Linked DNA regions of Mus musculus: region 1 is linked to region 2. Evidence: chromatin loops called from intact Hi-C (ENCODE). Cell type or tissue: left cerebral cortex. All regions are shown on one strand.

Region 1 (5,000 bases), 210 kb after region 2:
GGTCATCCCTTTTTAGAACTAGGTCATTGACTTTGGGGCAGGGTCCTCCTGGATTACAGAATCATCCTCCCGAGGAAGGGCATTCTGAGGTGAAGCAGGGTCACCACCATTAGGAGGGTTATCTCTGTTAGCACGGGAAGTCCTCAGTGAACAGGGTATGCTCCTGGACTTTGGGGCCATCGGCGCCCCCAGGTGGCTGGGCTTGGCCAGTAAGCACTTGGATCTCTGCCAGGCAGGGCTTCAGGAGCCTTAGCTCTGAGGCTCTACTCTCTATGTCTCTCACAGTTGGAGGAGGGAAAGAGCCCACTCAGACCCTGGACCCTTCAGGAACTGCATTGGTACCAAAGATTCTTGCACACATCTTTGGGACTCCTTCTCACAGAACACAATTTAGATGCTGGAGCACATCTGAGACTTGGAATCTGCCACCGCTAATCTATGATACAAGCCACAGGTAGAGTCATATGGCCAGGCCACACACAGCCTACTCCCCTGGATCTGGGCACAGACACCCTCTCTGCCAACTAGTCTCTGAGAGTCCCACCCTTCCTCTTAAAAGGTGAGGAAAACTTAAGTTCTCAAGTTTGGTTTCAGTGAAGACTTTGTGAAAGAATCGGGTCATACCCACTTCCCTTCCCAGGCTTTGGAATGGCTCTTCTCTGATGTTCATCCTGACCCATGTGTTTCTGGAAGGACCCCTCCTCATTCACATCCTGGCTGGGCTTTGGGAAAGAAGAGGCTTGGGGCGTGTATAGAAAGCCCAGTGTGAGCAGAGACTCCCATTCACACTTTGCACTGCTGTAGAGTTCATGGTTGGTGTTGAGTTCAAGGACTGCCAGGTGACCACTCCTCCACATCGCAGACAGACTCAGTCCTCCTTGGGGACCACGGCTTCCACTCAGTCCTGCTCAACTCTTTAGGGCTCTGCCAAGGGAGAAGAAAACCCAGGGTCCCACATAAAAGTACCATACCACCAAGAAAGGAAGTGAGCCACTCTCTCCTCGCTTGCTGTACCTCTGGGCACAGGTGCTGCCAAGATTTTCTGCAGAGTCCAGCACAGTCAGACCCTACATCCTCACTGCATTAAGAAAATTTGGCTTGGAAAAAAGACTGTTAAGCCTGCCAGAAGAGAAGAGCTAAGACACAGCCACTGACCCCCATAGCAGAAATCAGGATCTGACTTATTCCAACTCTGTTCAAACAAATAAACTGAGGCCTTGTAAGAAGTCTTCGTCTAACGTCAAAAGAGTCAGCACCATTGCCAGAACTGGGAATCCTTTTTTCTCTCTTATCTACCCCTAGTATAGATAGCCATCATCACAGTGGATGCTAAGATGAAGCCCCCGGAAGAGAGAGAAAGAAAACTAAAGCCTACTTACTAGACACTCATAGGCTGAGTATAAGTCAGAATTCCTAGTACTATATGAGATAACACACACACACACACACACACACACACACACACACACACACACACCAGCAAGTACATCCAACCCAAGAAACAATGATTACAGCCAGGGCCATTTTTATCCCCCACTTTTTGAAAGGTTGGACATAGGGTGAGGCAAAGCTTGGAGCACCTAGGTGGTCCAGCAGAATTGGAGTCAGTGGGATTCATCTAACTGGGAGAATAGAGGGGAAAGGAAGCCAGTATCTCCAATGGCTAGCAGGAAAGAAACGGACTGGATGGCAAATGGTGATCACATCTTCTCCCCTCTAACAAGGTAGAGGATGTGGCTTCTCCCCAATGCCAGGGTGGGGCAGCATTTTGCTCACCTGCACTCCTCTCTCCTGCCATCCGCACCTTGTTCACCTAAAGGCAATTTATCTCATCTTGGTTTTCCAGAATTGCTGACTGTTTTACTCTTCCTCACATCCTGACTGTGAGGAGAAAGAATTTAAAGGCAACAATAACCCAGCATCTTGGGACTTCCCGGGCATTTAAGGGCAGTTGAAGAAGTTTAAATTTCTTCATAATATCCAGGTGAGTACTTTGTCTAAGCTGATTTATAGAGAGTGCAGGATTCACCTGTAGATCCCAGGATGCTGCCAAGCATCTTTACTCAAACTCTGGTCGCCATCCTCCCTTCACTGTCTAGACCTGTTTCCACAGCAAGAGTCAGCCTGGGCTCCTTTGTAAGCTCTAGCGGCTGTGCTGACTGCACTCACCTTTGACACAGAAAGACAGTTTCCTGAGAATGAAAGCAGAAGCTCCCAAGACACCAAGACGTCTAGCCAAGTTCTATACAGGATGGAGTACAGGAGGCTGTCTGGCAGCCCTGCATGGGAGACAGACAGAGGCTGGACAATGGTACCTGTTAGCTAACTTGGAACAATCAGGACCTAGAGTCCAAGTAAGATATAACAACTGCCCATTATGGGCAAGCCTAAGAAGAAAGTCAACCTGCTCCTCTGCAGACCAAATCATAGTGCCTTCGGCAGTTTTGCTCCACGCTCCAGATCTCTAGCTTTGTCTGCATCTGGGGAGGAAAGTGGGAGAAGATAAACAGGTCTAGGGAATAAAGGGCCGAACCACCATTCTACCCCAACTCGCTCTACCCACATTATTTCCAGTCTCTGCCAAGTCCTCCAAGGACTTTCATTCTCCACACTCATGAGGCACACTGAAAAGGGTCACAAACATCTCCATTAGCATATGCAAATTAACAAATGCTTGTAAGCACAGGAGCAAGGGGGAGCAGAATGCATATCTAACCCCATCAACAGAAAAGATCACATACCCTCCCCCAAACAAACGCTACATACATACCTATTACATCTTTAATCCAACTCGAATGGGGGTGGGGGGCAGGAGAGATTGCACATCAGAGCTCACCTAGAAGTTGCTTCGAAATCTATATGCTTATTGATTTGGATTGGTTTGATTTGGTTTTTGTTTTGGTTCGTTTTGTTTTAAGAGTCTCACTATGTAGCCCTAGCTTGCTTGGAAATCACTTTGTTTACCAGACTCAGAAATCCATCTGCCTCTTACTATGACTCAGAAATCCATCTGCCTCTGCCTCCGGAGCACTGCGATTAAAGGCGTGCCTAATTTACTTGTTCTTTTCATGCTATGTTGAGGAGTGGTGGGTGTGCAAACACACCCTATCAATGATTCTAGACCCTCCGGTGCAAAGCAGGGCTGGCCGAGGAGGCCAGGACGGCGATGAATTGACACAAAGCTGGCCCACCACAGCGTCGGACACCAGTATCCACTCTGGTTTTCCAGGTCCTTGACATCTCTTCCCAGGTCCGCGGCTAATTCTACTCGATGACCTCGGACTGGTCCTTTCAGCTCCGCTCTCAGAACCCTTTAGCTCCAGAAGTTTGGGTCCGAGGCTAATTTAAACTATCGCCCCTCCAGCGTCTCTCTTTAATATAAAAAAGCGGTAATCATTCCCAAAAGATTGAAGAATGTGAGAGTAACCTGCAGGTGCGACATAAAACCAAAGGGCACAGAAGAGACTGACAGGCGGGAAACTAAGTTAGAAGGAGGGTATAGGGGTGGGCTCCCTACTCCCAGAGGAGCCCAGCGCATCTACATCTGAATGGGAAGCCCTGAAGTCCGCTCCGCACCGACACCTGCTGGAGGAGGGGGCCTCAAAGTAAGGGTCTTCGGTTACCGTAGGCTAATTAATTCGAACAATAAAGTCCACTCCAGTGTCCTCAAGGCTCCGAACACGCCGTACCCACTCCACTCCCAAACACGCACACTGGCAGTTCCTACACCGATAAATGGAAATACACTTCTCAGGTCCGCAATTAGTTTTAGGAAAGGATGGGTTTAAATGTTTTGTTGCCCCACTGAAGAATTCGTTCTCTCCAGTCCCAAGCAAGATTCATGGAACCCCAATTCCAAAGATATTTCAGCCTCAATAGACAAAAGTAACCCAGGGTGAGCCAACCCTGAGACAATTTCCACCTTCCGAGGAAACTGAGCAGACCCTGCTGTTGCTGAAACTCGCAGAACCCCAACATCCGAGACCGAGTGCATCCTTCCCAGTTGTGCACACAGCCGAGTCTAGTGCGGGTTTACCGAGATTCTAGGGTCTACGAAAGATTGGGCAGGGATAGAAGGGTGATGAAGACTCCCACCGACGGAGTTCCTCTCGGACCACGAAATTTAGACCAACAATGAGAAGGGAAAGTGAACATGGAGAAAGGTTTACCGGGAGGAAAACCCAGCTGATGGAGAAACGCGCGGAGCAGCGACTGCGAGCCATTTCTGCTCGAGTCCGCGTGGAGCGAAAAGACCAAGTTGGGAAGGGACCCCTGCACAGAGCACTGAGCCCAACGATGGTTGGAAACAATCCCGAGGAGGTGGCCAGCAGCCGAACTCAAAGCAGAAGCCTTCCTTCTCGGGCTGACCCAAGCCTCCCAGGTCTAGCGCGGCTGCGGTGGTGTAGCAGTGCAGCGCGGGCTGGAAGGAGGCGGTGCCCGCTCCGCCCCATGGCGCGGCGCGCCCTCCATCCAGCCCGCGGAAAAATTCGTTCTCAAAACCAGAGCCCCGGGACCTCTGTCTTTCTTATAGAGCTCTCTATTGGTGCACATCTATGCCAGCCTTTAAAAATAAAATTCAGAAGCGCTAGCTCCAAACTCCAGTCATTTGTTTGTTCTCAAACATTGATATTTGAACGCTTAAGGGACCGCAATCTCCCTCCCACCCACCCTTGCCCACCTTTAAGTCTCTCCAGAAACCTCACAGTTCCAGCCCCAGGGACAAACATGGGCTGGGTCTCACCGTCCTGGTTAGCCCTCCCGGACGCCTCCCAGGCCCCAGCCTAAACTGCCTTTTGAACTATGCATGGAAATAATTTAGACACAAACCCAAACTCTCCTCGCCTCTCTTCCGTGGAAAGCGCAGGGTTGGGAGGAAACGCCGAATCCCGTCCGTGAAGACCAAGGCACACCGCCTCCTCCCACCGTTTCATAAGCCGCAAGCTTAGGAGGCACGCTCCGCACTCCAAATCTTTTCTCTCTTTCTCTTGCAAGGACCGTCG
Region 2 (5,000 bases):
TTCCCCTCCAAGTGCGCTATTTGGTTAGGGAATTACATCTATTTACAAGAGTAGATGTTGCACAAAGGTTGTGTTTATGTGGAAAATTATATCGGTGACACGGGCTGATTGGCATGTGGAGGCTGGGAGAGCAAGCCGAAGAGGCCTCCTCATCAGCTTGGAATAACAAAATGATTGTATTTTCAGCAAAGCTAATTGATCACACACCTCGCTGGGCTATCTGTTTACTCAAAGGCCATCCAGGCCTTGGGAAGGTGGAAAGGAGAGAGCAGCGGGCAGTGGTCACTACCAGGCGGGGCCAGCCAAGGCTCTAGGGGTATGTAGCAGAGATAGGAGGTAGAATGAGTGGCCAGAACGAACCTCTGGGTCCTTCAGTTGTGCAGAGATGGGCAATTCAGTGTTCCCTGAAAAACTAGGCCCAGACCCAACACTAGAAATTTTGTCCTTTAAAAAAAAAATTTCATGTGGACATCAAGGCTTCGGGGAAGGGAAGGGCAGACCAGAGCAGGACCCGGAGCCACTGCAGAGAGAAGATACATTCGTTCCCTTCCCCTTGTCCATTTGAGAAACTAACCCCATTTCAAGCCAATGCTGAGCAGACTGGTGGAACAGAGGCTCTGGAACCCTGGCTCCATGTGTATGTCCTGACTCTCATCCCAGTACACATGGCAGAGTTAGGGATCAGATATAGTGGGGATCAGATATAGTGGGGTGCCACAGATAGAGTACAACCAGCTTCCAAATGTGCCCTGCAGAACAAAACCCCTATCCCACCACCACAGAGGCAGGGACTAGCCTCAGGTCTGTGATCTGCTTCCCTAAGCTGACTTATGAAGATATGCTGAGACTTCCCCAAACTGACCAGTCAGGCTAGGAGCCCTAGGAGCCCCAGAGCCCAAGCCATCTACAAAAGCAAGCAGAGTTCTATTTCCTCCCTAGTGAAAACTCCAGTTGTGGGGGCAGAAAACAAAGCAATCGAATAAGCAAGCACTTGGGTGAAAATGAGCAGTGACAGTAAAAATAACTGTTTGGGGACTAGTGTGGGGGCAGATTCACTGACCAGCACTTTGCAAATGTGAAGGTCATTTAGAAGCCACTGATCAGAAACATCATCACCACCTGCCCACCCTACGATGCGCTCATTTGGCTGTCTTGCAAATGCCCCAGTGGATCCTATGACTAGTTACTCTTTTACAGGGATGTGCAAAGCACAGCTCCCAGCTTGTCGGGTTCTAACTCCGGTTTGGAATCTTTCCATTGCTGATCAATATTAGATCTAGTAACTATTTCCTACAGAAAAAAAAAAGAGAAGAATACTTGAGAACAAATAATAAGTGCCCAGGATTTACTAGAGAAATCCTGAGATCCTCAGAGGACACTGAAACCAAAAACAAACAAACAAACAAACAAACAAAAAACCAAACCAAACCAAAACATCAACAACAACAAAAAAAAACTTAAGGAAAGTGAGATCTAGAATACCATGTGGATTCCAGCTGGCTACAGTTCGCACATTATTTAGAATTCTTGGATCAGGTGAGCCTGAATAAACTTCAGGTGCTTTGCCCCATCTCAGTCTGGAGGCTTTTCTTCTTTACCAAGGTGTAAGTGCAATTTGCAATTTGTACCAAGCTCCTTCTTCTGGAATCACTGATCATGTGGGCATTCATGCACCTGTGTGTGTGTGTGTGTGTGTGTACGCGTGTGCACGCGCCCATGCACTCCCTGACCCTTCAGAAAGACAAGCTGTTTATTAATGTGGCAGTCTCTGAATTGTTTTGTAACTGGAACCATTTTGTAATGAGGGGACATTAGTAAAACCTAGATCCAAAACAAACTCTTCTGTGTGCGTTATTTTTGCTCTGCAGTCAATGCTTTTTATTAGATTGAAAACTTTCACCGTGCTTTTCATCTCTGGCTGTATAATGTTCTAACAATAAAAAGAAAAAAAGAAAAATAACGGGCGGGGGGCGCGGCGACCAGTGACTCCAAAGTCTGGCAAAATAATATACTTTCTTGGATGTCTCTGTGTGTTGCCAATTAGCTTTGCTGAGAGCACAGGCCCCATCCATCACCCGCCTCTGGGTGGCTGTAACGGAGACCTAATTTGTTTCATATGCCCTAGGCTCAGGCGTTCATCCTTGCCTCCAACCTGCAGAGGAGCCCCTGTCCAAGGAGGAGATGAATGACAAGAAAACCCAGGACAAGCCAGCGGGACTCCTATCAGAAACTGCTCTGCTGTGGGTGGGAAGATCCCAGCCCTCCCAGGCCCACAGTTCCTCCCACAAGCTCCCCCACACCTCTCTCTCCTTCACCCCTTCTCCCCTTTCACGACCCAGAAGACCCAAGACTCACAAGCGGCCAGCGGGGCCCGAGTGGAGAATGGAAAACTGCCTCTTCCTCCAGCTTCCCAGGGCTGGCCCTGCCTCGCCCCTCTCTGCTGTTCCCACCCCCTCCCACCTACTCCTTCCACAAGCCCGACTTTTGAACCTCCAGTTCCCTAGGAATTTTATGAATGCTCAGCACAAGCCAAAATAAACTCGTAAAGAAAAGGCTTCTAAAGAAGGCCGGAGCCGCGTACAGCAAGTGCTAAGCGGTAAATACAAAAGTTCTTCAGGTCGCTGGGAGCTGTGCTCTGGGTGGTGGAAGGTTGGGGTCAACCAAGGGAACGAAGGACAAGGGGAACAATGAGTGAAGACTTCCTTTCCCCTCCTTCAAGAAAATCCAGGTCCTAGATTCTGTCTTTACTTCTTTTTAAAGCCTAATAGTCTGTCCTCTCTTTTTATTGATGAACTAGCCCAGAGAAGTGGAGAGATTTATCAAAAGTCACACAGTAAGCTTACCTGGCCAGCCTTGGAGCGCCCCCTCCCTGTGAGATTGTGGAACTACATGGTAAGAAAAGAAAGCGCCTAATGCAACCCTGGCCTACATAATCTTCTGCTGTGGATACAGGATACGGGATACAGGATGCACCGGATCTGAACACCCAGTATTCTGCCCAATGTGTCTTTCGATTACATTTAAAACTCAGTCATGGCACCAGAGAGAGATAGCTCAGCTGATAAAAGCATTTGTCACTAAGCCTGACAACCTGTGTTTGATCCCCAGGACTCACAAAGGAGGAGGAGAGAACCAGCTTTTGAAAATCATTGGTTCTCTGACCCACACACTTGTGCCATGGCACGCATTCCATGAACATACGCACACACAGATACAAATCAATAAATGTAATACAAGCATTTTTAAGAATAACGCTCAGTCGCCTATACCACTACCTGAGGTCATAGATGGAGAAGCACAGTTCTCACACACCTCCACCCCGTCAGAGTTCTACCAGAAGGTGGTTTTCCAATGCATAGGGCCCGGAACACGGAAAGAATCTTCTGGAACACGATGGGCAAGGGCCCATTGCTCTGGCTTCCATAGGCCTTGGCATCTCCTCTGCCAATCATGATACTGCCACTCACTGTGAAGAGCAGTGTCCTACATATACCCACATAGAGTAAGTACAAGCGCTGTGGAACCAAAGCATTGCCTCTTCCCTGCTGGAGATTCAATCCAAGAATTCTGGAGTTGGAGAAGGCCTTAAAGGCCATTTAGTTAAGCTCCTCCCAGACCAAATCTCTCCTCCACTCCCTTGAGTGTAAAACTGGGACCAGTTCCTCATCAGGATTCTATGCAGTTGTTCCCAGCCCACCCCAAGATTCATCTAGGACAGGCCTTGGCAGGAGCTGGGACATCCACAGGAGCAGGGCAAGGCTGCTCTGAAGAGCTCAGATGGGCAGAGCAGACACAGGGGACTGTTCCAGGGAGCCAGACTCTACAGAGCCCACAGGGGTCTAGCTAGCTTGGGCTACAGTTGAAGCAGCTTCATTCGGTTCCTGGTCTCCATACTTTTATCAAGAAAGAAGTGTAAGTAAGAGATGTCAGGGCTGAGAAGAGAGGAACTTGGTGATTGGATAGGTGTGACTCTGACTCTCTCTCTCTCTCTCTGTGTGTGTGTGTGTGTGTGTGTGTGTGTGTGTGTGTGTGTGTGTGTGTGTAGGAGAAGCAGAGCCAAGACTGACTCAGGGATACAGTATGTGTGTTTTCCAGCTGGAATTTGCCAGTCATGACAACACTAGCTGGCACTGATTGGGCACTTACTATATGCCAGGCAATACGCTAAGCATTTTATATATGTGACCACATTTAATCCTCTCAGCAATTCTGGGGGTTTTCCAGAAGGAAAACAAGAGAGTTGTGACATTAGCTGGCATTGATTAAGAATTTACTACATGCCAGGCATTATGTTAAACATTTTACATACATGACTTCACTTAATCCTCACAGCAATTATGAGGAACTCCTCCTACTTTATCCTTTATTCTCAGAAGGGGCACACCGTCATACAGCCCTACTGTTCAGCCCTCGGCTCTCCCATTCTTTCCCCCACCTGACGTTCTCTCCCTTCCCTGAATAGCACTCCAGGTTCTTGCCAGGCCATCCCCATGTTCATGACTACCCAGGCATCTAGGCAGGGCTGCTTCCTCCTCTCCCATCCTCCAGAGTCTTCCACGTAAGAACTTGGCCTCCTCAGCCCAATCCAAGGGCGCTCCAGTCTCATCTAGCCCCTTCTCTGCCCCTCAGCAGTGCACATATAGCCTCGTTCTGAGCCAGGCCCTGTGGGGATCCCGGAGATATGGAATTGACCTGACCCCTGCTCGCGCCGTTAGCCAAGACAGGCGTCTGTCTGTGGAGACTCCTCCCTGTTCAAACATCTTTCTCTGGTATTTCCTACTGTCTTTCATACCCTTTCAGGTTGTTCATAACCCAGTTGTGGTGGAACCACTTTAATTTCTGATTGCTGTGTCTATCTGGCCCAGAGGCAAGTTCCCCACTATGGGATCATATACCCCACCTCCAAATCCTTATGATGAAGCCCACATTATTTACTTTTGTGTCATTATGATTAAAATATCAGTCAGAAACAAGAGAGGAAAGATTTATTTTGGCTCATG

Evidence for each region. Peaks named below come from ENCODE experiments on the same cell type or tissue, not always from the same donor. Only the 100,000 strongest peaks of a DNase experiment are listed, where the experiment ranks them.
Region 1: a loop joins it to region 2, with 2.0 times the contacts of the local background. A loop is called at or near these places in 5 of 42 quality-filtered maps.

What each region holds. Positions count from the first base shown.
Region 1 is chr4:114,897,857-114,902,856 of GRCm38, forward strand. Gm33655 (a long non-coding RNA gene) reads right to left here. Exons shown (of 4, transcript XR_003955095.1): 1 at 4,828-5,000. Among named protein-coding and RNA genes, the nearest start is that of Gm33655, 3.6 kb to the right of the region's middle. In left cerebral cortex, a CTCF peak has its summit at 182 (motif pointing left); DNase peaks (open chromatin) are centred at 203 and 3,035.
Region 2 is chr4:114,686,304-114,691,303 of GRCm38, forward strand. All of the region lies in intron 1 of Gm33655 (a long non-coding RNA gene), which reads right to left. Among named protein-coding and RNA genes, the nearest start is that of Gm12829, 8.5 kb to the left of the region's middle. In left cerebral cortex, a CTCF peak has its summit at 2,871; no DNase peak of the experiment used is centred here.